2 separate regions of the Mus musculus genome follow, and region 2 is linked to region 1. The links are chromatin loops, found by intact Hi-C in ENCODE. Cell type or tissue: heart. All regions are shown on one strand.

Evidence for each region. A loop is a pair of places that touch in the nucleus more often than their neighbours do. Peaks named below come from ENCODE experiments on the same cell type or tissue, not always from the same donor. Only the 100,000 strongest peaks of a DNase experiment are listed, where the experiment ranks them.
Region 2: it touches region 1 in a loop (2.4-fold over the local background); 5 of 42 quality-filtered maps call a loop at or near these places.

The regions. Positions count from the first base shown.
Region 1 is chr7:28,863,183-28,871,182 of GRCm38, reverse strand. It overlaps Lgals7 (lectin, galactose binding, soluble 7), which reads right to left and starts at 6,797. Exons shown (of 4, transcript NM_008496.4): 1 at 6,697-6,797; 2 at 6,264-6,352; 3 at 5,448-5,649; 4 at 4,899-5,103. The coding sequence starts at 6,702. The coding sequence ends at 4,990. It overlaps Gm10648 (a long non-coding RNA gene), which reads left to right. Exons shown (of 3, transcript XR_881920.1): 2 at 330-407; 3 at 492-638. In heart, CTCF peaks have their summits at 1,628 (motif pointing right), 3,235, 3,441 and 5,088; DNase peaks (open chromatin) are centred at 3,532 and 5,042; H3K4me3 peaks cover 1,506 bases; H3K27ac peaks cover 2,644 bases.
Region 2 is chr7:29,036,707-29,044,706 of GRCm38, reverse strand. It overlaps Ryr1 (ryanodine receptor 1, skeletal muscle), which reads left to right. Exons shown (of 106, transcript NM_009109.2): 84 at 778-858; 85 at 3,814-3,902; 86 at 3,998-4,126; 87 at 4,215-4,319; 88 at 6,279-6,360. Among named protein-coding and RNA genes, the nearest start is that of Gm38979, 11 kb to the right of the region's middle. In heart, CTCF peaks have their summits at 3,309 (motif pointing right), 4,920 (motif pointing right) and 7,266 (motif pointing left); DNase peaks (open chromatin) are centred at 156, 826, 1,176, 4,906 and 1 weaker place; H3K4me3 peaks cover 1,385 bases; H3K27ac peaks cover 1,163 bases; H3K27me3 peaks cover 1,594 bases.

The sequences.
Region 1 (8,000 bases):
GCTTGAGTACATAAGCGCAAGGCACGATGGGTGAGGCAAGCGTTTAAAGCACTGTGGGCGATGCCACAATGTTGCAACGCTGGTGAAGCAAGATACCAGCCACTAGATAACGCGACAGAATGAGCGTGGCTCAGTGCCAATAAAACTTTATTTGTGAACACCAAAGTGTGAAGTCATATAATTTTCAGTATCACATAATGGAAGTTGTCTTTGATTTTTTTTTCTCTCTCTAGCTATTTAAGCTTGGAAAACTCATTCTTAGCATGTGAGCCATAGGAAGTGGGGCAAACTGGGCCTCCATCCTCAGTGCACCACTCTCTCTTTTATAGGATTGTAAGCTCCACTGGCATGAGCAGTCCTGAGCCACCACGCAGAGTCACTCCCAAATTCCTAACCTCAGGTATCAAGTAAGATAATCAGTGGTAAGTTCTCGGGGGGGGGGGGGGGCTTGTTGTTATGCAGTAATAGATAACCGATATATCCTTAAACAGGATGAAAAAGCCAGGTCAAATATACGTTGTCTACAACTTTCTGCTAGATGTGGTGTATACCCACGATCCCAGTGCTCGAAAGGCTGAGGCAGGAGGATTGGAGAGGATCACTGTGAGCTTGAGACCAGCCTGGTTCACACGCATGCATACAGGTAGAACACTCACGCGTATAAAATAAAAATAATAAATCTATTTTAGAAAAAAAACAAAAAACACCAACCTGAAAGGGGCGTGGTGGTGGTGGTGGTGGTGGTGGTGGTGGTGCACATCTTTAATCCTCAGGAGGCAGAGGCAGGAGGAGCTCTGTGAGTTCAAGGCCAGTGTGGTATACAGAACAAGTTCTAGGGTAGCAAGAGCCACATATAGAAACCCTGTTTTGGGAAAAACAACAACAAAAACAAACAAAACCCCCCAAACTGAAAGGGCTAACCATAGGACTGGGGAGTGTGGCTCAGTGGGCAGAGTCCCAGCATCCACTTAGTGACTTGAAGTTGTCTATAACTTCAGTTCCAGGAAATCTGATGATCTCTCTGATCTCTGAGGGTTCCGGGCATGGGTGTGATACCCAGACACAGGTGCAGGAATACTCATTCACATTAAATAACTAAAAAAAAAAAAAAAAGTTGTTCTTTTTTTTTTTTTTTTTTTTTTTTTTTCAAGACAAGGTTTCCCTGTGTAGCCCTAGCTGTCCTGGAACTCACTTTGTAGACCAGGCTGTCCTCGAACTCAGAAATCCGCCTGCCTCTGCCTCCCAAGTGCTGGGATTAAAGGCGAGTGCCACCACGCCCAGCAAAAAAAAGATTTTAAATACTATTTGTTTTCTTCTAAGAACACTCATAACTGGGGACTAATACACAGTAGGGACTCAGGGATGTCACTATGACTGGTGTGATTCCTGGAGCTAAAAGCAGCTCGGAGACCACACTGCCACTTACCTGGAGGCCTGGGGGAAGTTAGCTAATGTGAATACATCTCAAAGTCTGCAGAGGGAAGACCCCCTCTGTGAAAACTTGGAGCACAGCGTGTGTTTTGAAAATTTCCCCCTTTTTTCTATTTCCTTTTTTCTTTCTTTCTTTTTTTTAAAAGATTTATTTATTTATTATATGTAAGTACACTGTAGCTGTCTTCAGACACTCCACAAGAGGGCATCAGATCTCATTATGGATGGTTGTGAGCCACCATGTGGCTGCTGAGATTTGAACTCAGGACCTTCAGAAGAGCAGTCGGTGCTCTTAACCGCTGAGTCATCTCTCCAGCCCCCTCCTTTTTTTCTTTTTAATAGCATCCCATTACATAGCCTAGAACTCACAAGGATCCACCTACCTCTGCCTCCCAATTGCTGGGATTGAAAGCATGGACCACCATGCCCTGCCCATTTTTGTTTTTTAACACATGCATGTGTGTAGATGTTTGCATATACATTCATGTGCCAGAGGCCAGAAAAAGGAGATGGATCCCTGGGGCCGATGTTTTGAGCTCATATTATTGACATGGGTACTGAAAAATGAACGTAGGTCTTCTGCAAGAGCAGGTATGTACTCTCAGGCACTGAGCCATCTCTCCAGCTCCTGAGAGTGTTTAGAAACATCAGTGGTTTACTGCTATCTACTGCAGCAAGGTGCACAGACCCCATTCCCCACTGTGCCAAGACCGCTGCTTAGTTAGCATTCTATTTTGAATATTTCTCAAAGGGACATCGTTTTTTGTTTGATTTGATTACTCATTTAGTTTTCTATTTTGATTTATTTCTGCCTATCGAGGCAAGGTTTCTCTGAGTAGCCCTGGCTATCCTGAAACTCGATCTGTAGACGAGGCTGGCTTTGAACTCAGAGATCTGAGTTCAGAATATATATTCTGGGCCAGACAGACGCTACAGTGAGTCCTGCCTCCAAAACAATAAATAAGTAATAATTCACTCATTTAATAATTCACTCATTAAGGGACATGGAAGATGGTTAGTATTTAAGGTGCCTGCGTGATGAAGATGATCAAAATACCGTCTTCTGGAACCTACATAAAAGCCGGGTGCGTTTGGCAGGGCTCCTATAGAAGGCAGATGATCATAGGCTCCTCAGAGCAAGCTGACTAGCCACCCTCCCAGCAGGAAAGAACAAGGAGCTGGAAGACTATCTGAGACTTATTCATTAATAAGCTGAAAAGTGGTAAAGGAATTTTTTTTTCTTTTCTGAGAAAGCACCGGCCATCCTGGAACTCACTCACTCTGTAGACCAGGCTGGCGTCTGCCTGCATCAGCCTCTCAGGTGCTGAGATTAAAGGCGTGTGCCACAAAAACACACCATACACAATAACAAACAAAATAAATTAAATTTACTTTAAAAAGAAAAAGAGGGCTGGAGAGATGGCTCAGCAGTTAAGTGCACTGACTGCTCTTTTTGAAGATCCTGAGTTCAAATCCCAGCAACGACATGGTGGCTCACAACCATCCGTAATGAGATTTGACGCCCTCTTCTGGTGTGTCTAAACATAGCTACAATGTACTTAGATATAATCTTTTTTTTTTTTTTTTTTTTTTTTTTTTTTTTTTTTTTTTTTTTTTTTTTTTGGTTTTTTCGAGACAGGGTTTCTCTGTATAGCTCTGGCTGTCCTGGAACTCACTTTGTAGACCAGGCTGGCCTCGAGCTCAGAAATCCACCTGACTCTGCCTCCCAAGTGCTGGGATTAAAGGCGTGCGCCACCACTGCCTGGCAGATATAATAAATCTTAAAAAAAAAAAAAAAAAAAAAAAAAAAGAATTAACTCGGAACATTGCTTCGGTGTTGCCAGAATTCTTTTCTACCACTAGGGGGCGCCCGTCCATAGCGCGGCTTTTGGGTATTCAGGGTGCGGGCAAGGTGAAGGGTCTCCAGCGGAAGGCCCCAAGGGCAGAAAACCTTGGGTAGAAGAAGAACAGGACCCTGAGGATCTGGCCTCCAGGGTCCCACTGAGGCCTCAGAGATTCTAGGGAGTTTCCTGCGCCCGCGTTGATCCAGGTGATAAGATGGACAGTGGCCACCAGGGGGAACTGTCGTTTGTGCTCTAGGCCTGGGCACAGATCTGTGGCCTGTCCCTCTTGGGCGTGTCTCTGGAAGAAAGTTCTAGAAAGAAGGCCAACGTGGAGCTCCAACCTGCTGCCTAAAGTGGAGGCCACAGGGAGGGCTTCCTGGTCTCCAGCGAGAGCGGTGTTGGCTCCGGGGCCCCGCATCTGGTGCTTCCCTGTCGGAGCCTGAAAATAAACCGTGGCTGTGCCCGGCCACGGAAATCGCTTATTTATGGCAGGGCCAGGGAAGTTGGTCGGGATCGTCAATTCAGGACCGCACGACCTGTGTCCAAGGGGTGCATGACTGCGATGGGGACCTGCTCGCTACGCCCCGCCCAGCTCAGAGTAACATCTGCTGGAGACATTGCGTCTGCCCTGGGGGTGTGCGAGTGGCGACCTGTTTCCAGGCTGGGAGAGGCTCCATCCTGTGGGAGATGCCCATCCCTGCCTGCCCTGGCACCTCCAGGAAGCCCAGGAAGTCGTAAGTTTGGGATGTCCAGATGAGAGAGATAAAATGGAACCCCCCCTTGTCATTTAATTAACTAATTTATCTAACTACTTATTGAGACAATTCTGTATCCCAGGCTGGCCTGGAACTCCGGGCAATTGTTCTGCTTCAGCCTACCAAGTGCTGAGGTAACTAACGGGCGTGAGCCACCAGGCCCAGCATTTCCCCTTTTTCAAAAGGAGGTATTTTGGTGGCCTTTATAAAGATGACATAGTGTAGTATAACAGTACCCCCAAATGTTAGCAAGCCGCCGGAACACAACGGCTTGCTGTGCAAAAGGCACTTGATGCTTTTTGCGTTAGACCTGAGTTCAGTTCTCAGTACCCACGTCGGACACCTCACAACTCCTTGTAACACCACCCTTTTCATTTATGTACACCTACCAGAGACGGACAGACAGACAGACTGACAGACAGAGAGAGACGTGCGCGCGCACACACACACACATTTTTTTGGGGGGGGGGATTGTTTTTTTTTTCGAGACAGGGTTTCCCCGTATAGCCCTGGCTGTCCTGGAACTCACTTTGTAGACCAGGCTGGCCTCGAACTCAGAAATCCGCCTGCCTCTCACACACACACTTATAAAGTAACTGGTGTGATCGTACTCCCTGTAATTTCTGCCAGTACTTGGGAGGCTGAGACAAGGGAGTGGCCACAATTTAACCGACCTGGGTTACACAGCCTGACTTTTTACCCCCACTCCCACCCCATACCTGATCGCTCCCCAAAGGAAACCCTACTGGGCCCCTGCGCAGCAAGTCCTGAACAGCGTCTCAGACACAGGCTCACTTTGCCCCTGGGTTACTATGTTTTTCTCTGAGTCTCAATTTCTTCAGTCACACATAAAGGACACAGGCACAGTCAGAACTACAGCTACACTTTATTCGCCATCCAAAACCCTCCTCTGCGATCCTACACCCCCACCCCTACCCGCCACGCCCTTGGGTCCTTGCTTAGAAGATCTTCACTGAATGCAGCTGCACGTCTCCGCCCACCTCCACCAAGCGCACGCGCGCGGGCGGCATCCGGTGGTGGAAGTGGAGATATTCGTCATCCCCGACCACAGCCTGCAGGGTGAGAGACCAAGTTAAGACTGGATGCGGGTCCCGGTCTGTGGCCCCGGAAGAGGCTAACTACACCCAAGCCTCCCTCTCCCCAGAAGGAAAATGGGTCTGTTGTCCATTGTAATGGGACACAATGTACTGCTAGGACACCCAGTCCCTGAGCACTTGGCTCTTGATCTCTGTTTTGTCGCTCTTAGAAGCAGACCTGGAGAGGGTCTCTGGAGGCCCGTGTCAGGTCTGGGCCTGGGGTTCCAGTACCCCAAGGGCTTTCCCGCCATCCTCGACAGCTCAGTCCCCAGCATTTGGCTCTAGACCTGGGTCTGGAGTGTTCTCCTTCAAAGACCCACCTTGAAGCCTTCCTCTGTGGCGATGAGGAGCACTTCAAAGGGCTGCCCACGCTCGAAGGGGATGCCGGTGCCTCGCTCCTCACGGCCCCATTTGCCTTGTTCTTTGGTGTTGAAGACAACCTCGGAAGTGTCCAGCCTCGGGTTAAAGTGCAAGGCGGCATCTGCTCCTTGCTCCTCACCGCATAGCAGGTTTACATGGAACCTTCGGGGACAGTAAGCCTCAAAGATCAGCAACCACCATGTGCAAGTTATGTGGTTCCACCGGCACACCCACACCCATAGGGAGTCCCTGTGTTTGTAGCCAGGATCCCCCTCATTTCCAGAGCCTGGAGCTGTCCTAGGTTGTGGGATGGCCTGCTGTGCCTGAGTGGGGTTCAGGGAATCGCACTCCAGATAAGCAGAGTTAATAGCAAGGGACCCCACTATTCCAGGTTATCAATATTCCCACAAAGCCCAAGGTCTCAATTTTAGTAGGTCATGGACTTGATGACCGGGTACCCTGGGCATCCAGGGTAGCTTCAAGATCCAAGAGAGATTTTCATTGTCCTGGAAAACTGGACATGGAGATCGTAGGACTAACCAGGGATTCTTATTATTGTTCTAGAAGCCTACATTTTTAGGGAGACTTGGGCACACCCACCCACAAGTCTTGGGGAACATCAGTGAAAATATCCAAATTAAGCTAGCAATAGGGACTCCAAGACTCCACATGGCAAACAAGGTTCCAGGGACACCATATGTGGGCTCTAAGAACCAGGGTTCAACTGAGCCAGGAGATGCCCCACCCACCCTTTCCCCTGGAACCTGGGATATCACCTGCCAGCCTGGTCAGGGACCATGCCTCGAATTCTCATGACAGTGCCCACGCGGACGCCCTGAGGCAGGGAGGTCTTGTGCTGGGTAGCCTGTAAGAATTGGGTGGGGCAAGAATGAGAACCAGGGAGACAAAGAAACAGACTGGTCAGCCCCAGCTAGGAACTCCAGGGACCAGGCAGAAACCAAGAGGGATGCAGATTAACGGAGAGGCAGAGACAGGCACACAGACCTGACAGAGACAATGCAGTTAGAAGAAAGCAAAGCCAGCTGGGAGACAACCTATCAGGACGTGCTGGTGAAACCCAAGAGATAGCAGCCAGCTCTCCTGATACCCGTTTTTTGCTTTGAAGGGGAGGTTTAAGCTAGTCCCAGCTTCCAGACTTGGCCTTGTCCCAAAGCCCCGTTTCCCCAGCTTGGGCCCCAGTATACTTACAGACATGGCGGGCACAGCAATACAGCAACAATGTGGCCAGTCGCTGTGGGAGGGGACCTTAAGTAAAGGCAAGGTAGTGGTTCAGCTCCTCCCTTTCCATCCAACGCCCACAGCTGGCACAGACCCCTGCCCTAAGGCAAAGCTGTCAAGGCCGGGCGAGTCTCCTCCTGCCCTGCCCCCACACACCAGCTCCCTCTCCCCTTTTCCTAGGCTTAGAGATAGGGACAACCTTTAATACCAAGACTGGGGAGGTTTGCCCTGTGCTCTTCTCACCTCCCCTTTCATACCCCTACCGCCCTGTCAGACACTGGACTCCCCTGGAGATCTAGTGGATCCAGAAAGGCTGCGCAAGCATCAGCCTCCACCCTTTCTGAAAGGAGCCTCTTCCCTGGAGCGCAGGCTGCTCTGCTTTGTCCTGGCCACCTCTGCTTCTGCCGTCAAAGACAGGCATAATAACTCAATGGGGTCCCCAGGAAACCCGCTATTCCTTTTTATCCTATGCTGTGCCCCCACCCTACCCCCCAGGTTACCAAGAGTGTGTTGGCACGTTTGAAGTGGTCAGTAATGGAGTGGCCAGTAACGGAGGGTCAAATAATGAAGTTTCACTAACAGTGGCCAGGCTGCTGAGACCTCTGGGTGTCCAGATGTGTGTCTGAACCTTACCAGGATATGTGGAGTATATCGAGCCACTGTACTGACGTACAGGAAACAGTGCTCATGGGAACAATTTGCCCAAAGATCAAGATCAGCGCTCTGCTCTCTCGCTCTCTCTCTCTCTCTCTCTCTCTCTCCCTCTCTCTTCTCAGTGGTTCCTACTTTTCTTCTTCAGGTCTCTATCAGCTCCTCCTTGGAACTGAGCCCACCTTCCCATCCAATGAGAGTGTGATGGAATATGGGTTGGTGGGTGTCCCGGGCTGCCAGTCACCACCCAGATCAAATGAAACACATTGGGGAAACTTCCAATAGCCTGAGTTTTAGTCTCCCTAGACCAGCACTCTAGAGAAATAGAGAAAGTGTGTGTGTGTGTGTGTGTGTGTGTGTATGTGTGTGTGGGTGTGTGTAGGGGTGACTCATAAAGAATGAAAGAGAAATTTCTGGAAGGCAGGCAAAGGGAGGGTGGGAGCGCTGAGCAGTTACCACTCCTAACAGCCCAGCAGCCTTCCTGAAAGATCTTTCCCATCCCTATCCCCACCACCCTACTCCTGCCCCACCCAGCAGGTGGCAGAGCCGGAGGCCAGATGCATGCTGGGAGTGGAAAGTTGCCTTGGAGATTAGGAACTTGCTACCTCTCCTGCTTCTCTGTC
Region 2 (8,000 bases), 170 kb before region 1:
TTTGAAAAGACAGTCAAGGTCCCCTTTCAGCTGGATATTTTGGGGGCTTCCAGACCCAGATTCCCAGTCCAAGGTGGGATGAGCCCTCCCCCGTTCCCACCCTCTCTGCGCTGTGCGACCCAAACCTAGTCTGGTGGTCCTTGTTGGAGGCAACCACTCTGATTGGTGCCGCGCGTGCCCTCTGCGCCTGCTCTGATTGGCCCATTCCCAATCTAGCCTTACAGCGCACCGTGATTGGTTTCTTTCAGATGTCTATTCTGATTGGACCATGTTGACACACCTCTATTTTTCCCTGGTTGGCTGCTTTTGAAGCTTTGGGGCCAGTTGGTTGGCTTTCAATCCCTGTCTCTTCCCAGCCCAGCCCTCCCCTGCCCAGAGCCTTGTGTGCAAGTGACCCCAACCCCTATAATCCATTAACCCCTGCAGCCTGGAGTCTGGCTCAGGGTTATACCAGCTGCTAAATGTCTGCTGGGTCACTCCTAGATGTCACACAAGTGGTGACATCGGAGAGACACTGATGTGAAAAGACACTTGAGGCCCTAGCTTCGTGAGCCAATGAGGAGGCCAGCTCCTCAGGCCTCCATCTACAGAGCTCACAGGCTGGTGTCTTGGATGCCGGTGGCCCTCACAGTGTCTTTGAAGTGTTGCTTGCTCCTTCCAGCCCACCCCCCCCCCCGTTACGTTGTGCATGCTTGTGCAGTGTGCATGGGTTGTGTGCATGTGTGTGCTGTGTCCTGGCACATCTGACCCCTCCCGGCTCCCCTTCTTCCCACCCAGGAGAGAAAGTCATGGCGGATGACGAGTTCACACAGGACCTGTTCCGCTTCCTGCAGCTGCTCTGCGAGGGGCACAACAATGGTGAGAAGGAGGGTGGGCGGGGTGGGGGCGGAGCTTCCAAAAGTCACCCAAATTACTCCAATCCCTCCTCTTATCGGCAGCAATGACTTCTCTAGCCCTGCAGACCTCATCCAGCCTTCGGCTCTACTATGGGGATCAGGGGCCCAAGGCCATCTTAGTTACATAGGTAGTGTGAAGCCACAGGAGACCCAAATAACAAATAACAATCACAAGTTTCTCTGGCTTCTGAAATTTCTGGAAGCAAACCACTTAGCTTCACTTTCACTTCCTCTGGCCAGTCCAACTAACTCCCCAAAGGCAGTCTGCCAAAATCCAGTTTGGCCAGTTTCCCCAGATAGGCAATTCGTCACACTCGGCTTTCCCACGGGCATTTGGCAGCCCTAAAGCATCTCTAAAGGATGGACGCCAGAGTCCACAGACGTACCAATTGCTCGGCGCTTAAAAGTGAATATATTTGATTTATTCATTTGTTTATCACAGAGAACATTTTCCCAGGAGATGTACGGATCCTCTCGTAGCAGAAGTGAGAAATTTCGCAGGCTCTGCCTTCATTGTGCCAATTTAACAAAATCCAGTGTGACGCAGCCCACTCGTTAAACTCTGTGCGGCTCGAACAGCTTATGCTGAAGGGACAGTTAAGCCGGGCGTGGTGGCAGAGGCCTGCAGTCCCTGTGCTGAGATACTCTGGCAGGACGAGTCCAAGCCGCCTGGCTGCCCAGGGAGCCCAGAAACCAAGAGCAGCCTAAAGCCTAACCAACCTTCCCTGCAAGCTGTTTCCCATGACAAGCGAGTGCCACAAGGTGGTGTTTACAATGTTCACAGTACATAGAAAGCCACAAACCACCCAGAGGGAAAGTGTGTGTGTGTGTGTGTGTCTGTCTGTCTGTCTGTCTGTCTGTCTGCCTGCCTTTGTGTGTGTGTCTGTGAGAGGTTTCTGTGTATCTATGACACTGTGTGATGTGTGTTTGTGTCTGACTGTCTGATTGTGTAATGTGTGTGACTGTGTGATCTGTGTGTGTGTGCCTGTGATGTGTGTATGACTGTGTGATGTGTGTGACTGTGTGATCTGTGTGACTGTAATGTGTGTATGACTGTGTGATGTGTGTGACTGTAATGTGTGTATGACTGTGTGATGTGTGTGACTGTGTGACTGTGATGCGTGTGACTGTGATGCGTGTGACTGTGATGCGTGTGACTGTGATGCGTGTGACTGTGATGCGTGTGACTGTGATGCGTGTGACTGTGATGCGTGTGACTGTGATGCGTGTGACTGTGATCTGTGTGACTGTGTGATCTGTGTGACTGTGATGCGTGTGACTGTGATGCGTGTGACTGTGATGCGTGTGACTGTGATGCGTGTGACTGTGATGTGTGTGACTGTGATGTGTGTGACTGTGATGCGTGTGACTGTGATGTGTGTGACTGTGATGTGTGTGACTGTGATGCGTGTGACTGTGATGCGTGTGACTGTCATGCATCAAGTGTCTTCTGTTGTTACTCTCTGCCTTATAGTCTTGAAACAGGATTTCTCACTGAACAAGAAGTGTCCCCTGCCATATATACACACCTTTACCACTTAGACCTGCTGAACCAAGGATCTGCCAGTCTCTTCAGCTACATACTAAATTCAAGGCTAGCCTGGGCTACATGATAGCCTGTCTCAAAGAGCAAGACAAAGCAAAATAAAACAAAACAAAAGAAGAGAACAAGGACAAAGAAATGGAGGATTTTATCTCTATCTATTAAATATTTGTTCAGGAAAACTTAATTAAAAAGCAATTAGAAGCTGGGAATGGTGACACATGCTTTTAATCCCAGCACTCAGGAGGCAGCAGCAGATGGATCGCTGGATTCAAAGCCAGTTTGGTCTATAGCGCTAATTCCAGGACACTCAAGGCTATACAGAAAAACCCTGTCTTGAAAAAAAACACTAAACTAATTAATTATTTAATATAAATAAAAACAATTGAAGCTGGGTGTGAGGGTAGCACAGTTGTAATTCTGGTAGGTGAGAGTCTGAGGTAAGAGGGTTTAAGGCTAGCCTGAGGCACTCTCCAGACTGTCTCAGAGAAACAGAAAGAGAAGCTGGTTAAACAGCTCAGTGGATAAAGGACTTGATGCCAGGTCTCGTGACCTGAACTCCTTCTCAGGACGCACTTGGTGGATGGAGAGAGCTGACTTCTAGCCTTATTAGCATCCAGCATGTATTAGCCCTCCCCTGCTTCACCTCAGGAATAAACAAATGAAAAAATTTACAGGATTCACTGTAGCCTTGAATGGCCTGGAACTTGCCCAATACACTAGGCTAGCTTCAGACTCACAAAGATCTACCTGACTGTCTTCCTAGTGCTGAAATTAATGACAGGGACTATCATACCCATACCTAAATAAATGAAAAAAAAATTTTTTTTCGTGTGTATGGGTATCGAGTATGTATGGGCCCTGTGTGCATGCAGTTCTCGAGGAGACCAGAAGAGGGCGTCAGATCACCGGGGACTGGAGTTACAGATGGTTGTGAGCCACTATATGGGTGCTGGAAATTGAACCCAGGACCTGTGCAGGAGCAGCCAATGCTCTTAACCACTGAGTCATCTCTCCAGGCCCATAAAGTAATCTTTTAAAATTTACAAAGAAAGAGAGAGAGGAGAGAGAGAGAGAGAGAGAGAGAGAGAGAGAGAGAGAGAGAGAGAATAGGAAAGAGAAGTGGGGGGCTGAATCCCCACTGCATTTGCTGCACGGAGAACCTCCGCAGTGTCTTTAGATAAATGTCAAATATCTAAGTGACCCTCCATCCCTGTGTGGCACACATACTTCATACTTCCAAAGGTAATTTCATGACTTCCGGCACACAGTAGGCATGAAATATGAACCCTGATCCTAACCCTAAATGAGCAGACACCATTGTCTCCCCAGACACAGGCGCTCACTGAATGAATACATGTTTCATTTCCTCAGATTTCCAAAACTACCTACGGACACAGACTGGGAACACGACCACCATCAATATCATTATCTGCACAGTGGACTACCTCCTGCGGCTGCAGGTGAGGAAGGGTGGCCCAGCCCCATGGGACCTGAGCCAGGGGCCCGAGGGACCTCGCATGGCTCCAGCATCCTTCATGCCCTCCCGGACCCACAGGAATCCATCAGTGACTTCTACTGGTATTACTCGGGCAAGGATGTCATCGAGGAACAGGGAAAGAGAAACTTCTCCAAAGCCATGTCGGTAGCTAAACAAGTGTTCAACAGCCTCACCGAGTACATCCAGGTAGGGTCCGCACTCGGGGACCTGCGGAGGCGGAGCTGCCGGCATCCAGCGCTCCTGCTGAGGCTTCAGGCCACCCTTTGTTCCCCAGGGACCCTGCACCGGAAACCAGCAGAGTCTGGCGCACAGTCGCCTCTGGGATGCCGTGGTGGGCTTCCTGCACGTGTTCGCGCACATGATGATGAAGCTGGCTCAGGTTTGAGTTCGTCTGAGAACAGCTCTTTCCCTCCAGCCATCCCCTAGAATCCCCTGATCGGCCCCTGTCCCACTGGTCGGTCCCCTAGTGCTCTGCGCATGCTCCAGACAGGTTCGCTCCCTATGGCCCAAACCCCTTCTGAATTGGTCGTCTGCATGCTTTTTCCTCTTTCCCACTAAACTGCTCATTTCCCACCTATACTTCCACCGGTTTGACTTTGGAGCCCATCCCTCCCGTCCAGAACTCTTCTAGGACAGGTTCATACCATTTTCCTTCTAATGAGGTCATCCCAGATTCTTCCAGCTCTGGGGAATAGGATGGGACTATGTTGCTAGGTTAGGACCTGGGGCTGAAGCGTTCCTTCTTTTACCCTGCCTGCGGCAGAAGACTCCCGTGCCAAGTACCCATGATGTAAGGATCCTGCTCCCAGAATACTTGCCTTGCTCCTCTACAGCTTCGTGAATGCCTCGCGCACACCTCATCCATTTTGTGCTTCTGCTTGGTCGCCTTAGTCAAAGCTTCCATGTACAGTTATGCGAGTTTGTGCTCCGCGGGCAACCACGTGGCGCTAGACACAACCTAACCATTGCAAATATATTGGTGCAGTACAATAACTGTCCGGCAGGTGGCAGACAAGTATTCCATATAATTTCCCACAAAGCAGTGTCTTAAGAAAGCAGAGACCTCCTAATTTGTCCAGAGTGCCATCTGACTATGAAAGGAATTGAACTGAAATTTTTCAGTTTCTCAGTACAGTTGGCCGTGTGATGTTGCTGTAAACTTTAAATATTGGTGGAAACACACTTTCAAGTATTATGATAATTCATCAGCCGTACTCCAGACACACGTGATAAGGGATATTCAATACAAGGAGCTGGAAGTGTGACTCAGTCGTAGAACACCTGCCTAGAATCATTTAGTTAGGGCCTGAGAAAAAATGGTGCTAGGCTTCTCTTCACCACACTAGCAGCTCCAGGCTGTGTGAAACAGGTCTTTCCTAAAAGTTTTAAATAAAAGATCCAAGATTCTCTAACTGCTATCTTGGGTCATGTGCTTGCCAGTGGTCTCAGCCCTAGGGAAGAAAGGTTGGCCAGACCCACTGATGTATTCATTCCTAGAGCCATGAGTTAGCCCCATGAGCTCTGAAAGAATTATAACTCACCCCCTCAACTGTGACATCTAAGACAGGCTCGTGGGAAGGCACAGAGCCCAGGCCCACTTAACCTAGAGATACTTGCTTCCTAGTTTGTTGAGGCCTTGGGTCAGAATACCAAACTTTGAAACCATGGGTTGCATTAGGGTCAGAATGAGCGGCTCACAGTGCAACCAGGTAGCACAGCTCATGTGTAAGTCATGAATGGCATGTGCATGTGACTCAGTATAGTACAGATGCCACCACGGGGGACTTTGACAGAGGTTTCTGTGAGCTCCCACATTGGACACTGCGGTCAGGCATGTACTATGTTCTTAGGCTCCCCCAAATGGCATACCAGAACTTGCACAGCTGTCCACCTCACCTGCAGCCTTTCCTCTTGCACCTCCTCACGGTCCCACCCACCCATCACAGTTAGCTCTGGCATGGCCAACCGCCCCATAGACCAGGCACCAGGCTGGAATGTTATCCTCCTAAGATTTGAGTCTCTGTCCACAGTATCTGTCCCTGTCTGTCTGTCTGTCTGTCTTGCTCCGTCCTGAATGTCTGCTCTCCAAGACTCACGGCTTCCTGATCTGCCAGCCTCATACCCCACACACATTTGCCCCTGGGTGCCAACCCCACCCCACAATCTTGTCTCTCTGCCCTTCCTCTGCTTTCCGAGGAACATGTTTGGACGCGGGTTCCCTCAGAGGTAAGAGAAAGGAGGAAGAGGACTTAGGCCCCACTGGATAGGTGAGGGAGCCGGAAACCAATGGAAGGCATGCTGCAGGGGGCAGCCTCTCACATCTCTGTATGCCCTACAGGACTCCAGCCAGATAGAGCTGCTGAAGGAGCTGCTGGACCTACAGAAGGACATGGTGGTGATGCTGCTGTCCCTCCTGGAAGGTGAGCACTGGAGGCGGGGTAGGGACCGGGGTGGGGTGCAGGCAAACCCAAGAATGGGGCTACCACTGAGCCCCATCTGACATTATGCTAGGGACAACGGTGATGAAGAGGTTGCCATGCAAGAGTCAACAGACATCTTCTGACTATATGAATGCTAATTTATTGATTCCACACAGACGTTGTAATAAGATGAGTTGCCTGAAGACTTTTATCTGTGAACTTAAGATTTATTAAATAAGCCGGCAGTGGTGGCGCACGCCTTTGATCCCAGAACCTGGTAGGCAGAGGCAGGCAGGTTTCTAAATTCAAGGCCAGCCTGGTCTACAGAGTGAGTTCCAGGACAGCCAGGGCTACACAGAGAAACCCTATCTCGAAAAACAAAACAAAATATTTATTAAATAAACCAATATAGTACATGGGTAGTGATTAAATATATCAGTTTTGCTGCATAACAAATAGCCACCAAATTTAGCAACTTAAAACAAAGCCTTTGATTTAAAATAATAATAATAATAATAATAATAATAATAGCCCGACTTACATGGTGAGTCCAGGTCAGCTTGCCCTAATGAAAAAACTCTCTCTCAAAGAAACAAAAACTAGAGCTGGAGCAGGCTGGAGAGTGAGATGGCTCAGTGGTTAAGAGCATTGACTGCTCTTCCAAAGGTCCTGAGTTCAATTCCCAGTATCCACATGGTGTCTCACAACCATCTGTAAGGAGATCTGATGCCTTTTGTGGCATGGAGGCATACAGGGAGATATAGCACTCATATATTCAAAAAAAAGCTAGAGCTGGAGAGATGGCTCAACAATTAAGAGCACTGGCTGCTTTCCCAGAGGATCTGGGTTCAGCTCGCAGCACCCACACGGCAGCCTGTAACTTCAGTTCCAAGATCCAGTGCCCTCTTCTGGCCTCTGAGAGCACTGCACATATGTAGCCTACAAACATATGTAAAAGCAAGCACCATACACATAAGATGATGATGGCGACGATGATGATGATGACAACGACGGGTACAATGGCACACAACTGTCATCTCAGTGCACAGAATGCTGAGAGGGGAGACTTAAGAAATCAGAACCATTCTAATCTACGTAGAGTTTGAGACCAGCCTGGACTACATGCTATATGCTACAAAACAAAACTGTATTTTAGCTGAGAAACATTTCTTGCATCTCTCCCTCCCTCCCCCCTCTTTCCCTCCCTCTCCTCTCCTCTCCTCTCCTCTCCTCTCCTCTCCTCTCCTCTCCTCTCCTCTCCTCTCCTCTCCTCTCCTCTCCTCTTCTCCTCTCCTCTCCTCCCCTCCCCCCTTCCCCTCCCCTCCCTTCTCCCCTCCCTTCCTCTCCCCTCCCTTCCCCCCTCCCCTCCCCTCCCTTTCCCTCTCCTCCCCTCCCCTCCCCTCCTCTCCTCTCCTCTCCTTTCCTTTCCCTCTCTTCCCATCACTGGGAACTATGCTCAGCCTCCTCATTCTTTTAAGTGGGTGCATAGTACTCCATCGAGAAGTGTAAGGTAAATTCATTTAATTAAATCTCCACTGACGGGCATTCAGGTAGTTTCTCTTATGCACGGGGCTGGGGATGGAACCCTAGAACCCAGGCCGTATACATGCTGGGTGCATACGCAAGTGTTCTTACTTTTA